5 separate regions of the Homo sapiens genome follow, and regions 2, 3, 4 and 5 are each linked to region 1. Evidence: chromatin contacts called from ENCODE Hi-C or POLR2A ChIA-PET data. All regions are on one chromosome and are shown on one strand. Each heading gives the region's core, a stretch centred on a gene start or an enhancer-like site at or near the end of the contact. The rest is flanking DNA. Distances are from core to core; before and after follow the strand shown.

Region 1 (4,882 bases), core at 798-3,297:
CATATCTTGTTTGAAAAATTGTTCCTATCTTCAGCCAATTGTTTAAATGAGTTATTTTCTTACTGTTGAGGTTTTAGAATTCTTTATGTAGTCTGCTTAGAGGTTCTTTATCAGGTATGTGTTTTGCAAATATTTGCTCCCAGTCTTTGGATTCTCTTTTCATACTCTTATATAAGAGCCAATTTTTTTATTTTGATGAAGTTTAGTTTATGAATCAATTTTTAATGGATCAAGCTTTAGTGATATATCAAAGAAATCTTTGACTAACTCAAGATCACAAAGATTTCCACCTGTTTTCCTCCAGAATTGTTACAGTTTTGAGTTCTACATTTAGGCATATATTTCATTTTGAAGAGTTTCCATTGGTAGAATGTGTCTCAAAGTTCACCAATCTTGGTGATATCATTCATCTGTGTCCCCACTCAAATCTCATCTTGAATTGTAGCTCCCACAATTCCCGCATGTTGTGGGAGGGATCTGGTGGGAGGTGATTGAATTATGGGGGTGGTTCTTCCCTGTGCTGTTCTCATGATAGTGAATGAGTCTCCTGAAATCTGATGGTTTTAAAAACAGGAGTTTCCCTGCACAAGCTTTCTCTTTGCCTGCTGCCATCCATGTAAGATGTGACTTGCTCCTCCTTGCTTTCCGCCATGATTGTGAGGCCTCCCCAGCATGTGGAACTGTAAGTCCATTAAACCTCTTTTTCTTCCCAGTCTCAGGTATGTCTCTATCAGCAGCATGAAAATGGACTAATACACTTTGTTTCTCATTTTCTCTACCATATTGAACTATGTTTGTATAATGTGAGGGTAAATAAACATGAGTTTCAGGAATAAAAGGGATCAAAAACTTGAATTCCCTCATATTTGTGTTTAAGATCCTATCACAGGACATGGAATCTTAGAAAGTGAGCCAACACAGGAAAAGTAATGGAAAGTTCTAGAGTAAGCCTTATTCAAAAGACTTAGCCAACAAACAGATCAGAGTAGGTGGAAAGAGAAACAAGGGTTAGGAGGCTTTCAGGAGAAAGAAGAGTGAAAAGAGGGAGGGAGAGTGCAAACAGATACTTAGATGTGTTTGATTATTTGAAAGACTTTACAAAGCATTTGACAAGTTTTGATCTCAAAAAAAGTTTAAAGACATACATAAAAATAAGCAAATAAAAAATTGTATAATTATTAACTTCAGGAAAAACAAAAAGTTGTACAAGAAATGAAATCTAATAATACATGACATGGCTTGACAATAAAAATAATTTACCTACTCATAAAAACATAAAAACTGTCAGATAATTAACTGAAAATATAATTCAATTGAATGAATGAGTTAGTCACGGGAAGAGTTGTAGACAAGCTAAATCCTCAACTACCATTAAAGAAATGTAAGAGATATTGACTCAAACTAAATACTCAACACTATAAGCACATTTCTTAGAAATATGGAGGTCACCACCTGAAGTTAACAGCTAGAAAAATTTGAAGTGATTGCTTCTGGGCATAGAAGGGTAGGGAGTGGGTGTCCAGTGGGAGGGCTAAACCCAGGGACTCCACGTAGAGTGGAGAAATGAATAGATGGAAAGTGTTGTTGTTGTTGAATTATGAACATATATTACTTTGTTTTCAAATATTGATTTTTAAAAATGCAAGAAGTTACTCTTTAAAGTCTTATTAGTGAGTCTCATAAATAGAGCCTTTGACTAAAGAAAATCAGCAGGACAATATGGCTATCCTGGGAGAGAGAACCTAAGTAGTGTCTGCTGTCTTCTCTGTGTTATGAGAACATCTCTCACATTCCATTTCCTCTCTTAGCCCCTTTTGACTTCTCTTCCCATCTTTGCAATCTTCGCCACCCTAAGGGTCCCTGAAAGGTCACTGTACTCTAAAATTGGAATAAATCATTGCTTTCAAAGGGAAATAATCAAATGCAAGAGGGAAGGGAGTGGTGGTTCCAGATTCTACTCAAAATCCAACCACAGTTTATCCTAAATGGTGTCAGCCAGCAATAGGCTTTGTGCTGCTGCCGACAAATGCGGTTCTCTTAGGACTACTGGGTGATAGTGACAGTGATGTTGCTGTGGTCTTCTCTGGCCATTCTGTCAGAGGAAGGGGTGTTGTTGGTAAAAAAACAGCCCAGCTCAGACAATGCAGCAGCTGCCTTGACTAAGAATAGAATCTGTGTTTGATTTGAATTAGCCATTTGAAACAAGAGCAAAACAGCTCTGAAAGTAGTACCATCTGTTTTCCTTTAAGGCTGGGTCATAAATAACAAGATGAAAATATATTTCCTGTTCTGCATTTGTGACCTGAACTGCCTTCCACTGTGCTGTCACTGACCACTTCTGCTGTAAATGCACATGACATTAATTGGGCAGCTGTTGGCTATGAGGTGTGTAGACTTTGTTGTTGCTTTGTTTTGTCTTGTTTCCTAATCTCTATACTTATCAGGAGCTCCTTTATTTCACCTCTCACATGTTAAGCAAAAAAAAAAAAAAAAAGGAAAACAAAAAAACATAAAGAAGTTATTCTTTGTATATTTTTTAAAAAACAACTCACACTCCAAATAGCGAAGTGATCAAAGAGTGTAAAACTGTGGCTGACAATTCCTGCATGGTAGAAGGATATCTTCCAAGTCAAGGTCAAAATGAATTAAGAGGTAAGGGAGAAGACAGGGAGATTATACAGCATTATTCACCAGGCTGGACTTCCTAATCCCCATAATATAAGAATGCAGAGAAGAAAGAAGCATCAAGAACAGAGAGAAGATTCCACAAAAGCACAATTGTTCCTCCCATGGAGATCAGGACTCTGTCCTTGAGTCCTTCCAAGCTGGGCTCTGCACCAACTGTAAACTGTGATTGACCAGCACTTTCCTTAGTTATCTTTTTAACTGTCGTTCATACTGAAACAACTCTGGTTTTGTTTCCTCGATAACTCAAAGGGGAAAGGCTATGATGGCTGGTAGGCCATCCCCTTTTTAATGCTCAGCTTGGCTAGTTGCCAACATAGTCTACGAGGCATTTCAGATGACAGACATGCAAACATGAAACGCACCATAAAGGGCTGGGGTCTGTGCAGGTTTTAGATCAGCCAACCATGAAGGAAGCTGCACTTAACAGTGAATGTCTCCAGGTTATAATAACATGTTCTTTTAAGAAACAGTGTGGAGGGTAAGGGGAGGGAGAGCATTAGGACAAATATCTAATGTATGCGGGGCTTAAAACCTAGATGATGGCTTGATAGGTACAGCAAACCACTATGGCACATGTATAGTTATGTAACAAACCTGAACACTCTGCACATGTATCCCGGAACTTAAAGTAAAATTAAAAAAATAAATAAAATAAAATAAAAAGAAACAATGTAGAGCCAAAGACAGACAAACAGAAGTGTTATGAGGCACATCCAGACGTTAAGAAAGGTGTTGCCTTGGAGACCTGGTACAAATGCCGGGTCCTCGGGATGACGCTGCACACTTGACAACATGGAGCCCAAGCACAGCAGGGACCACACAATCATCGGCTGAGAGATCGTAATAGAGAAACAAGGTTGGGGAGGACCTGGTAACACCATGCTTGGACAAACACAAAAGACTCCTGATGAGTTTTCCTGCCTACAGGCTCTGCCTATCCAGACCACTCTGGACCATGTTGACAGATTAATCTGTCTTTTAAAAAATGCTGTCAAGACAACAACTACAAAAAATCCAACCACCTCCATTCATTTCCTGTTTCTTCAAAATCATCCTTTCCTCCCAGTTTGTCCCCAGACCACCCCTTTAGCTGGTCTCCCATGGCTCACCACACTTCTGCGTTTGCTCCTTCCAAAGCCTCTGCTTATAATACACAACTCTTGCCCCATTTCCATCGACTACATGAGGCCTCCCACCCATCCTTCAAGGCAGGATCTTACCTCACTTTTCCCAGAGTTTGCTCCACCACTCCAGCCATGGGAGCTCCATGGACGAACAAAAAAAGATCAAATATGCTTTGGAATCACCACATATGGACTCTTCCTTTTGGAGAGTTATTATGTAATTGTCACAGAAGGCTCTGAGAAGTCACACAGTGAAGAAACCTTTTGAATCTTTCTGGCTTGTGGTAGCTAAACATATTTGACCCCAGGACCGTGTGAATCATAACAAACTAGGGGCTTTTTTTTTTTTTAAGAAACCACTCAGGAAAGCACTGACTGAAACCCACCTCTTTCAGGAAATCACTCCTGAACACTCCATCCCATCACTCTAGCCCTGCTGAACTTAAGACATAGTGATTGTTCGCACTTCTGCTTCAGTACGTGAAATGTCTGGCCATCTTCTTATATATGTATGTCAAAATGATATTAATAGTAATCATAATAGATACAATTTAATAAGAACTAGTTACTTTCCAGGAATGAAACCTAGAAGTCATTTAACCAATGGTTATTCTTTACTACAAGGTCAAAGTAATTTCTCTATGCTGAATTTTCCTTTGTGTTGAGTTAAGAGAGTAGGATAGTAAGAGCCATGTGCCCTTCCTATTCACCTTTTGTCTGGTTTGGTTTCATTTCAACATAAAAACTAAGTCTTATATCATTGGTAAAAGAAAAAGTACAAAGTTATATGCAATGGTTACTTTTTAAGATAAAGGAAAAATGAGAATTAAGAAAAGGACTTCAAAGTTAATTTACCAAAATCCAACTACATCCTTGACATGTGCTGACCTCAATAATGCATTAATTACAAAAGGATTAACACTTTTCTCCATTGTAACAATGTAGTCCTCTGTCAATGGAAGGTGATAACAATATTTGCATTCATCCATTAGCATAGGATTCATAGATTATGAGAAAGGTCTTAACACTCTTCCTAAATGAAGTCAAGCATCCAGTGAAGGGACAGAGCT
Region 2 (4,882 bases), core at 826-3,325, 930 kb before region 1:
ACTAAGATCGGAGGCCCACTTTAAGAAGCAGTCTGGCCACATTTTTGCAGAGCAGCTGGGCTATGCTGAGGGTCTGCTTCAGCCCCTAGTTGCCTCAAACTCTCCAAAGCCCAAAGGCCAGAACAGCTAAGTTGGCCAAACAGCAAAGATGGTGGCCTGCCCCTCCCTCTGGGAGTTCCATCCCAGGGAGGTTTGAAACCTCTTGTCAGCTGGAGAACACTGGTGGGGATAGCTAGGGATGGTGGTTGGGAGGTCCCGCCCAGTGAGGAGGAATGAGATGGGGGACCCTCTTAAAAAAAACAGCCTGGCCATGTTTTCATAGAGCTGCTGCGCTGTGCTGGGGACCCACTTCAGCCCCTGGTTACCTCAGACTCTCCAAAGCTAGAAACCTGGAATGTCTCAGTTGGCCGAACAGCAAAGGTGGTGGCATGCCCCTCCTTCTGGGAGCTCCATCTCAGGGAGGTGTAACACTGCTACCGGTGGCTGGCTGCAGTTCCAAGCCAGTGGGTCTTATCCCGCGAGGTGCCATGGAAGTGGGGTCTGCAGGCTGTTGCTGCTCAGCCCTTTTGATTCAGTTCCCTTCCTAGGGATATATTCAGGGGTCTAACCTCCCACTTTGTTGGAGTTGCAGCTGCTTTTGTTGGGAAGCCCAGAAAGCCTGGGTATCTAAGGCTCCCAGGTCTCTGCATGTGCCTGAGTGGCTGCTCTGCCAAGACTCCAGAGCTCTGTGCCAGACTGAAGGCCCTGGTGGCATGGGTTCACAGGGGGATCTCCTGACCTAAGAGTTGCAAAGATCCATGAGGGAAGCATGGGTTCCTGGGGTCACACATTCACTCACCACCTCCCTGGGTAGAGGAGGTTCCCCTGGCTCTGTGTTACTCCTGGGTGGGCTATCAACCTGCCTTGCTTTTCTCGATTCTCTGTGGGTTGAATTGTTTCTTTGATTAGACCCAATGCATTTACCTGGATGTATCAGTTGAAAATGCTGTATTTATGCACCCCTTCCATTCCTTTCTGTGAGAGCAGTGCACACTAGCTACTTCTAGTTGGCCATTTTCTCAGGTATTTCCTATATTCTCTTAAACCTTTCAGTCCTTCAACGCGCAGTCTCCCTCCTGCCTCAGGGCCTTGGCACATACTTTATTTTTCCTTGCCTGCAACGTTCTCATCTCTCTCTTGATCCCCCTCTCTGAACTTCCTCTAAGTTAATGTCTATTTATTAAAATCTCAGCTCAATCATTGCTTCTTTATTGACCCACAACCCCCCCAATCCCACAACTCTATCAGGTTCCCCCTTTTTATCTTTCCAGGTAGCAACTTCTACTTTTCCTTCTTATCAGTCATCATGATTTGTAATTGCTTACTTTTTAATGATTATTTAATCAATATTTCTCTCCTTTTGTTTACAAATTTTCTAGCACCTGGCCCAGTGAAGAACACTCAATAAATATAATTAAAGAAATATGTAAGAGAAGATAGAATTTTTATTGCACATTAACAAAAGAAATGAAAGAATCCACCTTTTTGAAAATTTAAAAATAAACCAAAATTTCTTATAGGCTGAGACATTGATCCATATAATTTGGTATAAACTTTGTTTGCTGATGAAGAGAGGGAAGTGGGGAGATGGGATGTAACTAATCTAGCAGCAATGAAAAAACAAAATTTTTCTGGTGAAATAAGTAATGGTTTTCTGGTTGAATAATTCTACACACAGAAAATGATTGATTAGAGTTTCCTGCAAGCCTGGGCTATGCAAATATAGCAGGTGTCTATGTATATGCAAGGCTTGAACACAGTCTTCAGTTACTTTTTTGGGAAAGCTGCCCCAGTTTAGTTTTGAGTCATATTTCTACATCTGTCACTATGTTCTAATCATTACCCAAACAGGTATCAGACATGACCACGTAGGCAAAATAAATAAATAAATAATAAAATTTAAAAAACCCAATTTTGGCTTTAAAGTGTCTCAGCATGGATAATGTGGATGAATGGATACATGTTCTAATCTACTTATATCTACTTATTTCTGTTTCAATTTTAAAAAGTGATAGAGCACTCATGAAGGCATAAGTATTGCCTAACAAGTTAACTGGAGCCTCAGTTAATATGTGCTACATTAGCTGAATGAATGAGTGAATGACTAAAATTTGACAGAAAAAAGATTGTGAGATCTGTGGGATTCTTTCCTTTCCTTTTCTTTTTCTTTCTTTCTTTCTTTTTCTTTTTCTTTTTTTTTTTGAGATGGAGTTTCACTCTTGTTGCCCAGGTTGGAGTGCAATGGCGTGATCTCGGCTCACCACAACCTCCGCCTCCTGGGCTCAAGTCATTCTCCTGCCTCAGCCTCCTAAGTAGCTGAGATTATAGTCATGCACCACCACGCCCAGCTAATTTTGTATTTTTAATAGAGATGGGGTTTCTCCATGTTGGTCAGGCTGGTCTTGAACTCCCGACCTCAGGTTATCTGCCTGCCTCGGCCTCTCAGAGTGCTGGTATTATAGGCATGAGACACCGCACCCAGCCAGATCTGTGGGATTCTTCACTTGATCTTGTGGCGATCTGAGATAACCAAAATCTATTTTGAGAATTAACTCTTCACTTAAGAGCTTCTAGTACAAACTACATGGTTCCTTTGGCAAGTACTTTTTATGTGGCACTAAAGATGCCCTAAGGAGCTTTAGAAAAATCAATGAGAAAGATCCACTTGGTTCCAGAAAGTGTTTTACATTTCAGGAAGGTCAGTGAATCAGTGTTTCTGGTTCATTTCAGCCTAACTGCATTCTATTTGAAGTAGTTTTTTAAATGGTCATCTCCTGATCACTTTTTCTTTTAGGTCTCATTAAGCTTAAAGGGCTTCACCTCAAAGGGACCCTGATCACTAAAAAGTTATTTCTGGATGGAGTGATGTTAGCCAGTTAGAGGATTGGGGGTCACTTGCTCTTATCTTCCCTCAGTAAGAATCCCATCCACAGAAAAAAGTCTCCTTCTGGGTCTCTGAGATTCAGGTAGAAGGCTGTGAAACCTGGTGGAGCCCAAGACCTAGGATAGTGGTTTTGAGAGTGCAGACCTGCACCTAGGTGTCAGACTGGCTGACTGTGCTTCTGAGTTCAAACCTCAAACCAGCCCCATTCCCTAAAGGCTTGCCTTGAACCTACAAACAAAACAATTTTCCAAAGGGTCCAGGAGGAATCATGCACACTATTGCCTCAGCAGAAAGGCTCATCTGCTTGCTGACATCAGTTTCAGTAGTAGACTTGAAAGTTATCCTGCAACTTGGCTCTAGTCCCTTTCAGCTGTGTTCCCAGCTTAGTATTGCTCACACAGGATGCAGAGGGAGACTCACCCATTTGAGTTACTGAGACAGACTTACTGGCCTCTGTCTTCACAGATTTTGAAGGGGCCCAGTCTTGGTGCTAGTACTTCTCTGCCCCAGCCTGGGAGATATTCTTTCCACACAGGGAACTGTTGGGATATTTACCTGTCCAAGCCTTTGTGACAGGTTTTTAAGTCTCTGTCCCACCGAAAATCATGAAGGGGCTCAGTCTCAGTTCCAGTTCTTCACACTGCAGTCAGGAAACGATCCTGCCTTTGCATGGAACTGCTGGGAGACACACCTATCTGAGCCACTTGGACAGGCTTGCCAGCCTCTGTTGCACAACACATCCTGAAGGGACCCTGTCTTGGCTCCAGCCCCTCTCTGCCATGGCCTGGGAGTAATTCTGTCTACACAGAACTACTAGCCAGTCTGAACCACCAGGACAGTCTTGCCAGCCTCTGTTCCACAGCAGATCCTGAGTGAATTTTGACAACAAGCAGTCACTAGTTCTGCTACATCAGGGAGTTTAAAGCCCACCTCAGACCCTTCTCAGAGAGAGAGGCAAATCTCAACTGTACATTTGTACTGAGTATAGCAGTTGGTTCATCTGTCCCAATCCACATTACCTCAAGACTCCTCCTACAGCCCTGTTCAACTGCTGGATTCAAAGAGTGATACCACCTGATCAGAGAATACTCCTATTTCAGCCAGATCACAGGCAATTGCAATTCTGATTCCATAGCTCAGTCTGACTTCAGAATTAAGCCAGTGGTCTTTTTGGATAGCAGAACCAAGCCAGTTGCCCCACACAAATTCAGAGCAAAGGTAGCAGCCCAGTCATCTAGAGAACCTGAGAGCAAGCTCTGCCTGCCCAGAGTCATTACTAGCTGACCAATCTAGAAACATAGGCTAGAATAAACAGTGAAGGTCTATTCCTGCCAAAGAACACTTGTGAAGGCTGGAAAAGGTGGCAGTCTCCACAAATGTGTAAATACCAATGCAAGGATACAAATATTACAAAGACTCAGAAAATCATGACATCTTCAAAAGAAACAGAGCTCCAACAATGGACCCTAAAGAAAGGGAGATCCATGAAATGACAGAAAAAGAATTCAGAATAATTATGTTAAAAAGTTCATAAATTCTAAGCATATATGGATAAAAATTTTAAAAATTTGAAAAATAATACATGAACAAATTAAGAAGTTTGACAAAGAAATACAAATAGTTTTTTAAATCCCAAATAGAAATCCTAGAAATGAACAACACAATGACTGAACTGAAAAATGTAATAGAAAGCTTCAGCAGCCTGCTGGATCAAGCTGAAAAAAAGAATTAGTGAACTCAAGGCAGAATATTTGAAATTATTGAATCAGAGGAGCAAAAAGAAAAAAAAGAACTAAGAAAGCCTATGGGGATTATGTGATGCCATTGAGAGACCTAAGCTATGCATATAGGAATTAAAGCAAAAGAAGGAAAAAAAGGGCCAGAAAATGTATTTAAAGAAATAATTGATGAAAACCCCCCTTATTTGAAGAAAGAAGCCAACATCCTGGTACAGGAAAA
Region 3 (4,882 bases), core at 625-3,124, 780 kb after region 1:
TGAGGTCACCTGCTTGACATCTCGCAGTTGTGGGGAGGAGTTCGGGCAGTGGGCGTGGGTATTTTAACTCCTGGTTATTATTGCCTTTACCATCTCAGGGTTGTCAGATTTAGAAAAAAAAAAAAAGATTGCCCAGTTATAGTTGAATTTCACATAAGCAATGAATAAAATTTTAGTATAAGTCCAAATATTACATGGCACATACACTTAAAACTTGTTATTTCTCTGAAATTTAACTGAGTTCCCATATTTTATCTGATAACTCTAATCCATCCAAAGTGCCTACTCTGTGCCATTCCTTAAATAATATACCAGAAATAAAAAAGATAGCTGATTCCACCCTTTGTGTATTTTTTCACAGCATAAAAAAGCCTGTTTTTGTTTTTCAGACAACCCAATTAAGAACAATTAAACTGAAATGTCTGTGCCATGTTTTTTCCAAACGTGCATCGTGTGGTAGGAGGAAAGTATTTTTATGGAAGAGTCACCATGGTAAATTTTTCCAGCAGCTAATAACCACTGAGTTTGCAGTGGGAAAAGCGAGACAGCAAAAATGAAAGGAGCTAAAGACAGCCCATGCGTGCTGTCACTGCTGTCACTTTTTGGAGATAATAAAATGTTTGACAAAGCAGTCATGATAAGCCGAATCTACTTTCCCAAGTACATAGCTACAACATTAGATTCTTTTGCTTTCTCTTGCTATTGTATGTTCCCCTGTTTCTGTTTCTCCTTTTGTTTTGTTGTTTTTTTTTTTTAGAGACAGAGCCTCCCTCTGTCACCCAGGCTGGAGTACAGTGGCGCCATAGCTCACTGCAGCCTCCAACTGCTGGGCTCAAGCAGTCTTCCAGCCTCAGCCTCCCAAGTACTTGGGACCACAGGCACACACCACCATGCCCAGCTAATTTTTTTCATTTTTTGTAGAGACGGGGTCTCACTGCATTGCCCAGGCTGGTCTTGAATTCCTAGCTTCAAGCAATCCTCTCACCTTGGCCTCCCAAAAGTGTTGGGATTACAAGTGTGAGCCACCGAACATGGCTTGTTTCTCCTTTTGTTAATTGCTGTAGACACGAGTTTGATTTTTAAATTTTCCCTTGTATATTCATAGAAGGTATGAGGACAGGGTACCATAAGAAACTGATGACGGTGGTCCGATGAGCACTCGCTACTTGCCTTCCTCCTGTGATGTTTGTTGTTTCATACAAAGTGTCTGTTAATCTGGTATGTTTTAAAATATATATATATATATTTTTTTTTTTTTTGAGATGGAGTTTTGTTTTTGTTGCCCAAGCTGGAATGCAATGACGCGATCTCAGCTCACTGCAACCCCTGCCTCCTGGGTTCAAGCTATTCTCCTGCCTCAGCCTCCCGAGCAGCTGGGATTATAGGTGCGCACCAGCACACCTGCCTAATTTTTTGTATTTTTAGTAGAAATGGGATTTCACCATGTTAGCTAGGCTGGTCTCGGACTCCTGACCTCAGGTGATCCACCCGCCTCAGCCTCCCAAAGTGCTGGGATTACAGCCGTGAGCCACCGTGCCCAGCCTAAAATATATTTTAAAGAAATAAGTTACATTTCAGAATGAGAATGGATGGGTCCTACTGACCATCCTCATCTTGGATTTGAAGAATGTAGAGAATCTTTAATGTGGTGGCTTTTCCCTTTTTTTTTTTCTTTTAAACATTTTTGAATCTTAGATTACTATCAAGTTCCAAGGGAGAGAGGACAGTTTCCAGGACAGGTGAATGAGCCACCAGCCATTTTTTCATGCCAGTGTGAAATGTTGAGTAAGGGAAGAAGGGGTGGCAGCTGGGGGGCTAACATTTACTGAGCAGCAAGCAAATACCAGGTGCTTTGCATTTCTTTTAACACACCACCTTAAGAGGCAGGTGCTCTCATGCCCCTTTGACAAAGGAGGAAACAGCCTCACAGGTTAGGTAGCTGATACTGTGAGGCATGCGGCTAATAAAAAGCCAGTGCCTTTTCCACACCAAGATGCTTATCATTAGGGGCCCTTTCCTCCTCTGTTAGATTTTTTTTTAGATAGTTGTGCTATTACTTGACTTGCCTATAGAATGTGAGTTTAATTCTATTATACCATAAGAATTGAGTGTGGAAGAATAGTATGTTAACTTCTCAGGCACATGTGAGTTACCAACATAAAATGTGTGTAAAATATAAAACTCATACGAAATGTACTTCTAATGAGTCAGACTTCTCAATTTTATTGTTATGTATGGAATGACTGCCAGTGGGTAAACCTGACAATCTAGTCCTTGTACAATATGCAAATGGCTAGTGTGTTATCTGGGAGGGTTTTAGTTTTTCATGACTTATCACAGGGTGACATTCCTTTAGCAAATGTCTTTAAGACCAAGATCTGGTTCTCTGTTTTACAAGGCTCAGAAACCAATGTTACCAGGAGAATACTGAGAGCTAGATGACCCATCTCAGATGAAGACTCATGGACCACACTGGTTGGCACCGCAGTGCTCTACCTGCAGGCTGACCTCTGTAGGGAGAGGCCAGTCTGTGAGGGGGGCATCAGAACATGGGGTGGTTAAATAATTGGAAGGTTTGTGGCATCCGACTAGGCTAGCCGGAAACCTGCATCTCCACAGTAGGAATCCCATTCTGGTTGTGCAGTCATCTCTGATATTCATTGGCCTGGATTCCCTACCCTGTTGTCATCTTTGTCTTGCAGCACCTCTGAGATTTTTCCCTGGCTGATCAGCCCCTCGTTTGACTGATACAGTTTTTCCTGAGCCATCTGAGTATATCTGGTCTGACGATAGGTACTGCCTATTTAGGAGTTGGCCTTGCTCTTTAAGGTAACTTTGCATGTATCTGCTGAACAGGAATACTTGTTTTTCATGAGACTCTAAAGCTCCTTTCTCCAGAACGCATGTTTAGCTATGTGTGTTCGTAATATTAAAGAGCAAAATAAAACACTCAGAGGCTATGCTCAGTTTTTATGATGATACGGAAACATTCTTCTTAGTGTTTCTTCGATGGTTTGAGTGTATTGTTGTTCCCAGTGAACAGTGAAGACTTGATTTGTTTAATTTTTACTCTTCTAATGCTTCTTATTCATGAGCACTTATAACCCAATCCAAAGTCTGTCAAGTGGAGAACGCACAACCCTGGCTTTCTGGATTCGCCGAGAACACTTCCAAATGCACCTTTAGCTGCTGCACCTGACGAGTGTCATGCCCCACTGTCCCCACATCCTCTCCTGACCAGCTGAGTGGATTACACTTTAGAGCTTCGGCCCTGGTGGATCCAGCTTCTAACCCCAGGCTCCGGCCTCTGCCTGATACTGCGTGCACCCCAGCCACAACCTTGGCCTGCCCCCTGCCCTTCAGCCCCGGCTCTCACTTTCTCTCCCTCTTTTTTTGATTACTACTCCCTTTCCTTCCTCTTCAGGACAAATAAGCAGTAGAGGAAGTTACTGTCTTTTGTTGTTTTATTAGGAACTGACTATAATTCTAAAAGACACTCCATTTTCAAGTCCAAATGGCTCAACCCATTCTCTACTGGAGTAGTTTGTTTAACAAAAATTATTATTTGCAAATAGTTATTTTTATAGATATGAAAGTAAGGAAGTAGTGTTTAAGTTAAAAGAGTATTAAAGCAGCATTTTATCATATTTGGGGAAATTCACCTCTCCACGTCCCTATCTAACCCATACATAACTGTGCTAGTCAAAGTCATGAAGAATATAAGTTAAAAGAAGTTCAAAGTAATGAAAACTTGAAGGAAAATCTGAGAGACAAATGAAAAATGCTTTCAAATGTGATACTACTGAAGATAGTAAGGTAAAATTGCCTCTCTTTTTTTAAGCTGAAACTACTTTGGCTCTGGGTATTAACTGGTTCTGTACCATAATCGGGATATATCATTCCATATGTGTATGCCTGTGAATTCGTTAATATAAATGATGATGATATTGTGGTTTATACTTTTATTTTAAATTAAAAAACCGTCTCTAATTGATGAAAGGTGCCTTTATGGTACAGTTACTTTCAAATACATCAAGCACTGCTTGGGTTGACCCTTGACTTCATGGGCATGTTGGTCTTTGACCCAGAACTGGTAAATGAACCCTGCAGGGAAATCATTAGAGAATTGGAACAATTGTGGTAGTGGGATCAGGGGTCAAACCATTACCTACCCATAGAAACTTCCGTTTCAGTTGGACTTCTTGCTTTTCTGAGAGCAGGTCATATTTTCAGGGAGAATACCAAAGAAGAATTTAGCGTACATTAGTGCTGACCTATCAGGAGAAATAAGACCGTAAGGATTTGGATGATGGCTGGTTTATATTCTCTAATGCCATGACAAATGACTATGCTGTCATTGTGTAGAAGTCCATTTTTTAATGTAAGTATTGTGGAGGTGTAACATAAATACAGGGACATGCACAAATTTAAATGTACAACTTGATACATTTTCTCAAAATGAACACACTTGTGTAATCAGTACTTGGTTCAGAAACACCACCAGGACCCCAAAAGCCCTCTTATGCCTCTTTTGAATCATTATCCATCCATCCCCAACCCCTACCACACTGTCTGAATAAAAGTCAGTTAAATTTCCAGTCCCCGATGGTCACTAATGGTAAGCCATTTGTTTAGTCTCCCCACAGAAAACAATCTTATTTCTTCACATGAAAATGTGAGAGGGTTTGTGTGAAGAAAACACAAAACTTATTCAAGGAGTTTCTGTCAATATCAGTTTTTACTGTTTCATATAGTAACTAAAAGAAATTTTAGACAAGATGGATGTCATGGAAGAGAATATTCTTTGCTTTCAAAATCAGTTACTCAAGAGTTACCCTTTAAAAATTACAGAAAGGAAGAAAAGGTGTAGTTCAATTCTTTT
Region 4 (4,882 bases), core at 1,488-3,987, 750 kb before region 1:
GCATTCCTGAAATCTTACCTGAGTAGACCTCTCTTCATGCAGGGTCTCTGCAGGCTGAATGCCTGGTACAGACTACCATAGAAAAGCCTTCCTAAAAATTACAGTAGCTGCTAAATGTCTCTTGAAACTTCGTATCAGCATTTTATTAAAAATTCAGGTCTTGATCTCTCAATATATTAACTTGCATGAGAAATGGATTTGGGGATTAAGGGTAAAGAAGCTAACATTTGTTGATAGCATATAATGTGCCAGACTCTTTATGTACATACTTTCATTTAATCCTCATACCAACAATGTGTGGTGCAGTAGATATTGTTATCCCTAATTCACAAATGTGGAAAATGAGCTCAGAGTGGTTAAGTATTTTCCCCTATCCCATGACTTGACAGTGTTATGAACAGGACTGGGAGACCCAAGATACCTCCTTCTCACAACATAGCTGCTGCTGCTGTCACGTCAATGATGACTACTACTGTACACTGAAGGCACCACTATTTAACTACTCACCATTATTACACCATTTCAAATTAAATGAATGTACAGATTTATGACTTTTGCAACCCTTGCAATTCTGTTATTAGCCTATAATTGAGATCGTTCAAGCATCCTCCATCTTGAATTGCTTGCTGTACAATATCCCTGCCAAAAGTCTGGCTGGCAAAGTTGATAGAGCAGCATAGAAACAACCATTGTCCATTAGGAAGGCTACCTTCAAAAGGACAGAAAATAATAAGTGTTCGCAAGGATGTAGAGAAATTGAAACTCTTATGTACTGTGGGTGAAAATGTAAAATGGTGCAGCCATTATGGAAAGCAGTGTGAAACTTCCTCAAAAAAATCAAAAATAGAATTATCATATGATCCAACAATCTTACTTCTAGGTATATATCCAAAGAAATTGAAAGAATGATTTCACAGAGATATTTGTGCAACATTTTCATTGTAGCACCATTTACAATAGCCAAGAGGTAGAAGCAGTCCAAATGTTCGTCAATGGATGAATGGGCAAATAAAATGTGGTATATACACAGAATGGACTATTATTCAGCATTAAAAGGAGAAAATTTAAAAAGCACAAATACTGTATAATTCCACTCATATGAGGCATTTAAGATAGTCAAAAGCATAGAAAGAAAGTAAAATGGTGGTTGCCAAGGGTTGAGGGAAAAGGTGTTTAATGGGTAAAGTTTCAGTTTTGCAAGATGAAAAGTGCTACAGATATATTGCACAACAATGGGAATGTACTTAAGACCACAGAACTATACACTTAAATGGTTAAGATGGTAAATGTAATCGCATGTGCTTTTTACCGCGATAAAAAATATTCAAGGAAGAAAGGTTATCTACTGATTAGTACCTAATCACCATTGCCACTTGAAAATCCAAGACAAGAATTAGCAATATATTTTTATCTTAGTTGACAGTAGGATCTTGGATAATTAATATTTGTTGGTGGTTTATTTTTAGGGACAAGAAACATCATTATAGATGCTTCTCCTGTATCATCTCTCTTTCAAACAACTGATATTTGATGGTGTATCTAAATTCATTCCTTTTGGTATGATATGGCTTTCTTTTGGCATTGGTGGTATTTTAATGGGCAAAATAAGTAATAAGGCACTTGTTATTTAAAAATTAGAAGTGAGCATTCTAGTCATCCATTTCTTCAAATTTTCTAAGCTCTACCCTTCTTCCAAGTTAGGTCACCCAAATGCTATATGCCTGGAGAATATTAGTGTTTCCCTTTCTGTAGAAGTGGTTCGACAAATTCCCAATACATTAACATGTTTTTGACCTTTATCCAGGGTCAATCTAAGAAATGGCTTTATGAAGAATACCTCTCTATCATTTGTAAAATTGCTATTAAACACAATGTTAATTTATGTTTCTTATAAAACACACTTGCATTCAATCTCTCTGATTTTTTTTATTTTTTATTTTTTAGTTTGGGAATGTTTGTCTATTTTTCTTATGTGACTATATTCTTCATTTATTATAAAATGAGAATGATATCACCCATTCTGTTTTCTCTTTACCTAGCCTCTAGGAAATCCAGAGTCTATGTTTATATGAAATTTAATAATTATTTAGCCCAGATTTCTGGCATCATTACCAACATCATCACTATTAAGCATTACATCATTGCTTTGTATTTCTTTGTGAATGAACTTTAATCCTGTTACGGATTTAACTGTAATTTCTGAGCTTGTATTCCTTATCAAACAGCAGGGAAGTCTCCCAATTTGTCATTGGAAGGCTTTTCACTTCTGTGCTATTACCTATTGAAGCATTTCTCAAATGTTTAAAAACTGTCCCTAAAGGCAGAAAGAATGAATGAAAATCCTGAAGGGGTTTGGGAGTGTATCTCAAGTAGCTCAGTGCTGGCATAATATTTCTTTGTATTTTATGTTTTATCTCCTCCAAAAACACATCTGCATTTTTTAGAGATAAAAAGATAATTTTTAAATCACTTATCAGTCAACATACTTACCTTTTCCTTTTTAAATCTTTGAGTAAAATTAATACTCAAGGTAGATGTACTATTTTTATCTTGTGACTTTGAAACCCCTTTGATTCCTGACACTAAATGTAACACAAGAGAGACATTGAGAGCTGAAAGTAAACCTGCAAATAACCTTTCCCAATCCCTTCATTTCCTGTGTAATGAAACTTGGGTACAGAAAAGTTCAACCAAGATCTCCCAGAATAGATTTTGTTTCTGGTCTCCTGGGCCAAAGGACTTCCTGTTACATCACATGCCTCATTCTATGGCCTTGCAGCCTAATGAATCATACAAGAAGGCAGGATCAGATGATCTGCAGCTCCCTTTCCAGCCCTACTATTTTGTTTTTGTGCTTCTGAAAGCCATGACTACACTGAGCTCAATAATATAAGTGGAGTTAAAAATAATTAAAGACGTCAATAGCTGTCATGAAGATGCCCAATATTGTGTAAAGTAGTTTGCATCCTAAACACACGACTCACATGAGAATATTTTGAAGGATGCAGCAATGCTCCTAGAACACTCTGTACACAGAGGTGGGTGAAAGTTTGCATTTAAATTTCAACGTTCTGTTCACCTCTATTTTTATATCAGAATGTAAATGTCACAAAGACAGATATCATCAACAGGGGGATATTGTTTGTACGTATCAGTTTCTGGATATAGATTCAGGTCCCTGAGTTATTATTCTTTAGTTAGTGCTGTCCAATAGAGCTTTCTGGGGTCATGAAATGTTTAATATCTGCTCTGTACAGTATGGTGGCCACGAGCCTCATGCGGCTATTGAACACATGAAATGTGGCTAGTGCAACCAAAGATCTGAATTTTATTATTTATTTATTTATTTTTATTTACTTATTATTATTATTATTTTTTGAGGTGGAGTCTTGTCTTGCTCTGTTACCCAGGATGGAGTGCAGTGGCACGATCTCGGCTCACTGAAACCTCCGCTTCCTGGGTTCAAGTGATTCTCCTGCCTCAGCCTCCCAAGTAGCTGGGACCACAGGCGCCTGCCACCTCACCCAGCTAATTTTTGTATTTTTAATAGAGACAGGGTTTCATCATGTTGACCCGGCTGGTCTCCAACTCCTGACCTCAAGTGATCCACCCGCCTAGGCCTCCCAAAGCGCTGGGATTACAGGATGAGCCACTGCACCTGGCCTGAAGATCTGAATCTTAAAAGTTAAGTGTAATAAATGTAAATAGCACATATGGCTTCTGGTGACTGTATTGGACAGTGCAGCCTCTGGGTCTTATAAAAGAGGAGAGATATAGAATTGGAGGAATGAGGTGATCAACTTTCAAAACACAGATACGAAGAACAGGCAAGTCATTTTCTTTTACTTCAAGTCTTTCCAAAGATATCAAATTAATCATTGTTAATCATATTAAGAAATATCTCAGGAGAGGAAAAATATTTATCTTTTTCTTAAAAAAAAGACAATTTAGTGACAGTCATAAAATTAACTGCTTTAAAACGGGGGAAAAAAGTGAACACTAATGCCATCTTGTGGATTCTGGATGCTGGGACATGCTCAGGTTTTGTGAACGTGTGTTCAGTGACAAGCCATGAAGTCCAGAGAGTAGTCACATTTGCCTTTCAGTTATATATTTTGAATGTGTTTGCATGAATTATAGCCAGAGGGCTTCAAAGAATATCCACACATTAAAAATCAATCTTGAAAAAATAAATAATCTTTTATTCTTGATTGACTTGAATGGCTGATAAAGGATGGGCAACTATCTGAATTCAGTAACAATGAGTTTTTGAAAAAAAAAATCATAGTTGGCGCCTGTTTGGGTTCATTTCTATAACAATAATTTAAAACATTTTCCCAATGTCTTCCTTTACCTCTTTAAAGTATCATGGAAAATAAAAAGGAGATACAAAAAAGTGCTTAGAAATTTTCAAGATCCTTGAATCAAAACAGAACTATCTTTCTATATTTTATATATCTGAAAATGTTTTTGATTGTCATGTATAGTTATATTTGCTTCATCACATACCAACACACACACACACACACACACACACACACACACACACACTCCTGCAGTTATTCAGTTCCCTTTTCTCATCTCATATTCCTGTCATTAAATGAGTTGTACGGCCCTCTAGGACAAGAACTCTGCCTTTGGTACCATAGTGCTTGTCAAATATTAAGTGTAATTTACACTTATTAATTGATTTGTCTTCTGGATCTCCTTCTGCTAAGGCTCTCACAGATACTCTCCTGGCACAAACAAGGATATAGGAATTGTTTTTATCCTATAAAATGCTTATCTGATAAAGTTAAAAGGTAATAAAAATGATTTTACATACATGATGGCGATAAGGAGGAAAAATCCTGCACGTGTAATTATGATGAGGCATAAGGAA
Region 5 (4,882 bases), core at 642-3,141, 710 kb after region 1:
GTTAGGCCCTTGCGTTTGAATCTGGCTCTGTCACTCGGTCAGCTTGTTTCATTTCTTGTGCTTCAGTTTCCTTACCTACAAAATGGGACAACAGAACTTATGTCTTCGGTGAAGATTAGCACGTGATGTGCTTAGAGCATTGCCCGGCTCATAGTAATTACTCAGTAAATGCTTGCTGTTACTGTTGCTATGACTATTATTATTAAAGAGCTTTCGATACTTCTACACAGACTACAGTATAGTTATCTGGACCTAATTTTTTTTTAAGGCCAATGCTACCATTTTAAAAGGAAACTCAGCTGTCAGCATAATGGTAGTAAAGTGGTAGCAAAATGATAGTAAAGTGATTAAACAGGATTAAAACACAAACTGGCTGTTCATTATATGTACTTTGTATTAATAAAACAACATAGGCCGGGTGCGGTGGCTCATGCCTGTAATCCCAACACTTTGGGAGGCTGAGGTTGGCAGATCGCTTAAGCCCAGGAGTTTGAGACCAGCCTGGGCAACATAGCAAGACCCTCATCTCTACAAAAATATAAAAAATTAGTCGGGTGTGATGGTGTGCCTGTCGTCGCAGCTGCTCAGGAGGCTGAGGTGGGAGGATGGCTCTAGCCCGGGAGGTCCAGGCTGCAGTGAGCTGTGATACTGCCACTTCACTGTAGCCTCGGTGACAGAGAGAGAGAGAGAGAGAGAGAGAGAGAGAGAGAGAGACCCTGTCTCAAAAAATTAAAAAACTAAAAGCAAAATATAAGATGGGGTCACCTGTTTTTCTTCCATTCTAGAGAGATAATTACAGCTAATATTTCTGTTTCCTTTTTCTAGTCAGTTTTCTAGATACCAGTGCTAGTTTTTTTTTTTTTTGAGACGGAGTGTTGCTCTGTCTCCCAGGCTGGAGTGCAGTGGCACGATGTCCGCTCACTGCAAGCTCTGCCTCCCGGGTTCGCGCCATTCTCCTGGCTCAGCCTCCCAAGTAGCTGAGACTACAGGCGCCCGCTACTGCACCCGGCTAATTTTTTATATTTTCAGTAGAGATGGGGTTTCACCGTGTTAGCCAGGATGGTTTCGATCTCCTGACCTTGTGATCCGCCCGCCTCGGCCTCCCAAAGTGCTGGGATTACAGGCGTGAGCCACCACGCCCGGCCCAGTGCTAGTTTTGTGCCTGTATTTTCTGCTTTTTTCATTTGACATCACTTGAATTTCCTTAGCTTGTGGAATCTTTTGTTTTGTTTTGCAAACTTAATATATTCTCATACTTGATAGTTATAGTAATACATAAGCTTTAGTCATTGACAGGCCCCATTAGCCCTTGTTTATGTTATTTACCCTTCAGAGTATCTTGCTCGAATCTAGAATCGTGGCCTGTTGAGACTTTATTCCTTTGAGTTGAATAGTACCTTTCTGTACTTTCTGTAATATGTTTTTGAATATACATATGAAATACAATGCAAGTAATTAATCTATAGCAGATAATAAGTGTGTGCATGATGGTGATGTTGGGGATAATGGAATATCGTGGAAATGGTCAATATCTTAGTCTTTCTTTCATTCTAGATGCTTACTGTTGGTACATATAGGCAAAACACTCTAAAAAAATCTGATCTATTGGAATTCAGATTTGTCACAACTAGTTTTAGGGTGAAGGTAGAGGGATTATTGTTCAAGGATTTAGCTGGAGACGCACTTAGTAGTTACAAACCGGGAGCTTGAAGGGTGAGAAGGGAGTTTAAGGGGATAGGATAAAAAACAGACCAGTAATATGCTAAATAATGTAAACTTTTGGGCCAGTGACTTAATTTACATATGCCCAATTTGTGTGGTGTTTCAAAGGAACACTTCTGTTTTAAGTGAGGTGACTCACATTTTGTACTGTCTTCATTCATGCATGTGTGGTGCCTGCAGCCTGCCACTGTTTTTTGTGCTTATCTCAGGGGATTCGCTGCAAACCATGGTGAGGGGGAGGGGAGGAACGGCTAGTGCATCCATGGAGTCCTTCTCTGGCTTCTCCTGGCCACTCCTTCCATAGTTTAAATGGGGGCAGCACATCCTCTTGCTTCTACTAGGAAGTGAAAAGTCTTACTAGCAAGGAGTTAAGGACTGCCAGAGGAGCTTTCTTACCTGCCAGCTCTGGACATCTCATTTCCTGTTTGTCTGAATGCATGTGCAAGCTTAGGAACTTGCCCACTGCAGCATCCAACACAGCTGGTTTGCCTGTGTTTCAGGAGAGTGGGGAAGTGCGCTTCAATCACTTCCGACACACTTCAGCATGTTGAGCCATCTGATAGGGAGGGACATTGGTGCGTTTTACTGCCTTCTTCCTATGCACCTGGAGCTTTTGTTATCTCAACTGACCAGTTCCTTACCTGTAACCTGGATTAGGGAATGGCAGCCAGTATTCATGACAGTTGCATATGTGCGTTCTTACAATCAGAGAAATGTGCCATAAAAATAATTTCTCATTTTTTGCCTCTGTGTATTCTGCTCCTGTAGCTTGGACCCATGGCCACATTAAGGCCATGTTGTCACAGGGATCTACCATACTCTATTGACTTTTCTTGTGTTCTGCCATCCTGCTCTTACAACACAGAGAGCTGAGAGTGTTGTGATCTCCTACTCCCATTCTTTGAGCTCCCTTTTGGATTTAACTTCTTGGCCATGTTTATCATATTTTATTCGTATTACTCCTGATTATTTCACTCCCTGGTTGCTTTGCGAAACCCCTCTAAGTCAGGTCAGCCACACTATGTCTCTACTCCCACGTCTTCCATGAAACACTGCTGGGACAAAATTTCACAACTTTGGCTGTTGGCATTTTTGCTACAAAGGATCGTCTTATGTCCTGGTGGTCAAGGTGAAGTAGGATTATATCTTTTTGCGGTTATGAAGATTCCAAGCAAAAGAGAAGATAATGATGCATTTAACAGTCACAAGATAATACATGTTAATCTTCAAAAAGTTTTGGGAATTCGTCATAGCTGTACTATACAAAGCCAGTGTATAAATTGAAATTCTAAAGTTTTACTCAAAGGTAGATAGTCATTAAGTAAGGACCCTGGGGGTGATACATATTTGGCCTTTAATCCCAATTGGGCCGCCCCATAGTTGTGTGACTGTGGCCAAATTACTTAACATCTCTAAGCCTCACTTTCCCCATCTGTAAAATGGAGATGATAATCTACCCCACAGGCTAGTCTGAGGAGTCAGTGAGATTCCCCTTGACTTCAGTATTGAAATTAGCAATGTTTGCTGATTTATTAAGTGTACATCCAATAAATGCCTTGTCAAGAGTGCTGATGGCGGGGATAGTTGAGGTGATGGTGGGAGTGGCAGTAGCAGTGGTAGATGTATGTTACCTCCCGGGTGATGGGAGTCTTCTGTATTGCTGCCATGTGGGAGAATGATAGGAAATAGTGATCTCATATTTAATCAGAGGCATCTAAGCTTATGGTTGATACCTTTGATATAATTCTTGCCAATTAATTTGATTTTCAACCTTTACAATGAATAATGTAAAATTTCTTATACAGAAAGTATTTAATTCAGTGAATACTTAGGAGCACATGTTCTCTTACCGGACTTACTATTTGGGGAGCAAAAATATGAATAGGAAGTGGTGTTTGTCCTTAGAGAACTTGAGATCCAGTGAGTTGTAGAGTCAATGGACTGGTTACAGAACAGATTTCCTTAACTTTTTTTTTTTTTTTTTTTAAAGAGAGTCTCATTCTGTGGCCCAAGCTGGAGTGCAGTGGCAGCATCATAGCTCACTGCAGCCTGGAACTCCCGGCTCAAGCGATTCTCCCACCTCAGCCTCTTGAGTAGGTAGGGCTGCAGGCACACACCACCACACCGGGCTAATTTTTCAAAACAGCTTTTGTAGGCCGGGCGCTGTGGCTCACACCTGTAATCCCAGCACTTTGGGAGGCCAAGGCAGGCGGATCACAAGGTCAGGAGATCAAGACCCTCCTGGCCATCATGGTGAAACCCCGTCTCTACTAAAAATACAAAAATTAGCTGGGCGTGGTATCATGCGCCTGTAATCCCAGCCACTCGGGAGGCTGAGGCAGGAGAATCACTTGACCGAGGGAGTTGGTGGTTGCAGTGAGCCGAGATCGCACCACTGCACTCCAGCCTGGCGACAGAGCAAGACTCCGTCTCAAAACGAACAAACAAACAAACAGAACATCTTTTGTAGAGACAGGGTCTCATCTTGTTTTCCAAGCTGGTCTCAAACTCCTGGCCTCAAGCCATCCTCCTTCCTCAGCCTCCCAAAGTGCTAAGATTACAGGTGTGAGCAGCTGTGTCAGGCCTTTTCCTGACATAGGAACCTTTTAACCCTTGGTTTTATTTTATATTTTTGCTCTATTGCATTTACTAACAAATTAAGTATCATAAATGGCTTTTCATGGTGAATCATATTTCACAGCCAAGATGATTAATAATTATAACTATAATAGTAACAACAACTAACATTGATTGAGGGTTTACTTATGAGCTAGGCACTTTTGCAAACATTTTACATGTATTAACTCATTTAATTTTCATGACATTCCTATGAGGGCTGTTATTAGTCTTGTTAGTTCTACTTCCTCATGAGGCTCTGAGGAGCAGTAACTTGACTTGCCGACTGTTGCACAGTTGGTACACATGGCAGAGACAGTTTCAACCCTGGCAGTCTGGGCCTGCAGATGCTAGCCTGTCTCTTGTGATACTCATTGGGAAATGGGGATGCATTTCTTTCTTTTTTTGTTTCTGTTTTTGTTTTTTGAGACGGAGTTTCTCTCTGTCGCCCAAGCTGGAGTGCAATGGTGCGATCTCGGCTCACTGCAACCTCTGCCTCCTGGGTTCAAGTGATTCTCTTGCCTCAGCCTCCCAAGTAGCTGGG

The links. A loop is a pair of places that touch in the nucleus more often than their neighbours do. ChIA-PET counts read pairs that join two places held with the same protein, here RNA polymerase II (POLR2A). Pooled maps may share reads with other maps.
Region 2: a pooled map shows a loop between it and region 1 (23-fold over the local background). The contact joins two enhancer-like sites. A Hi-C loop is called at or near these places in 5 of 37 single-sample maps with no recorded cell type and 4 of 50 pooled maps.
Region 3: a pooled map shows a loop between it and region 1 (2.5-fold over the local background). The contact joins two enhancer-like sites. A Hi-C loop is called at or near these places in 3 of 37 single-sample maps with no recorded cell type and 2 of 50 pooled maps. POLR2A ChIA-PET finds 5 or more read pairs at or near these places in 1 of 52 experiments (OCI-LY7).
Region 4: a pooled map shows a loop between it and region 1 (2.4-fold over the local background). The contact joins two enhancer-like sites. A Hi-C loop is called at or near these places in 1 of 50 pooled maps. POLR2A ChIA-PET finds 5 or more read pairs at or near these places in 3 of 52 experiments (HepG2, T-cell and activated T-cell).
Region 5: a map with no recorded cell type shows a loop between it and region 1 (5-fold over the local background). The contact joins two enhancer-like sites. A Hi-C loop is called at or near these places in 1 of 37 single-sample maps with no recorded cell type and 1 of 50 pooled maps. POLR2A ChIA-PET finds 5 or more read pairs at or near these places in 1 of 52 experiments (OCI-LY7).

What each region holds. Positions count from the first base shown.
Region 1 is chr6:156,277,309-156,282,190 of GRCh38, forward strand. All of the region lies in intron 2 of LOC101928923 (a long non-coding RNA gene), which reads right to left. Among named protein-coding and RNA genes, the nearest start is that of SNORD28B, 99 kb to the right of the region's middle. Within about 2 kb of position 2,048, at least 2 of the 41 ENCODE cell types and tissues checked have a DNase peak (open chromatin) inside an H3K27ac peak, as active enhancers do; they include OCI-LY7, where a contact is called at or near this core.
Region 2 is chr6:155,349,724-155,354,605 of GRCh38, forward strand. No RefSeq gene overlaps it. Among named protein-coding and RNA genes, the nearest start is that of TFB1M, 38 kb to the left of the region's middle. Within about 2 kb of position 2,076, at least 2 of the 41 ENCODE cell types and tissues checked have a DNase peak (open chromatin) inside an H3K27ac peak, as active enhancers do.
Region 3 is chr6:157,061,462-157,066,343 of GRCh38, forward strand. The region is part of intron 4 of ARID1B (AT-rich interaction domain 1B); the gene reads left to right. Among named protein-coding and RNA genes, the nearest start is that of TMEM242, 260 kb to the right of the region's middle. Within about 2 kb of position 1,875, at least 2 of the 41 ENCODE cell types and tissues checked have a DNase peak (open chromatin) inside an H3K27ac peak, as active enhancers do.
Region 4 is chr6:155,526,419-155,531,300 of GRCh38, forward strand. No RefSeq gene overlaps it. Among named protein-coding and RNA genes, the nearest start is that of NOX3, 73 kb to the left of the region's middle. Within about 2 kb of position 2,738, at least 7 of the 41 ENCODE cell types and tissues checked have a DNase peak (open chromatin) inside an H3K27ac peak, as active enhancers do.
Region 5 is chr6:156,986,485-156,991,366 of GRCh38, forward strand. The region is part of intron 4 of ARID1B (AT-rich interaction domain 1B); the gene reads left to right. Among named protein-coding and RNA genes, the nearest start is that of MIR4466, 210 kb to the left of the region's middle. Within about 2 kb of position 1,892, at least 5 of the 41 ENCODE cell types and tissues checked have a DNase peak (open chromatin) inside an H3K27ac peak, as active enhancers do; they include OCI-LY7, where a contact is called at or near this core.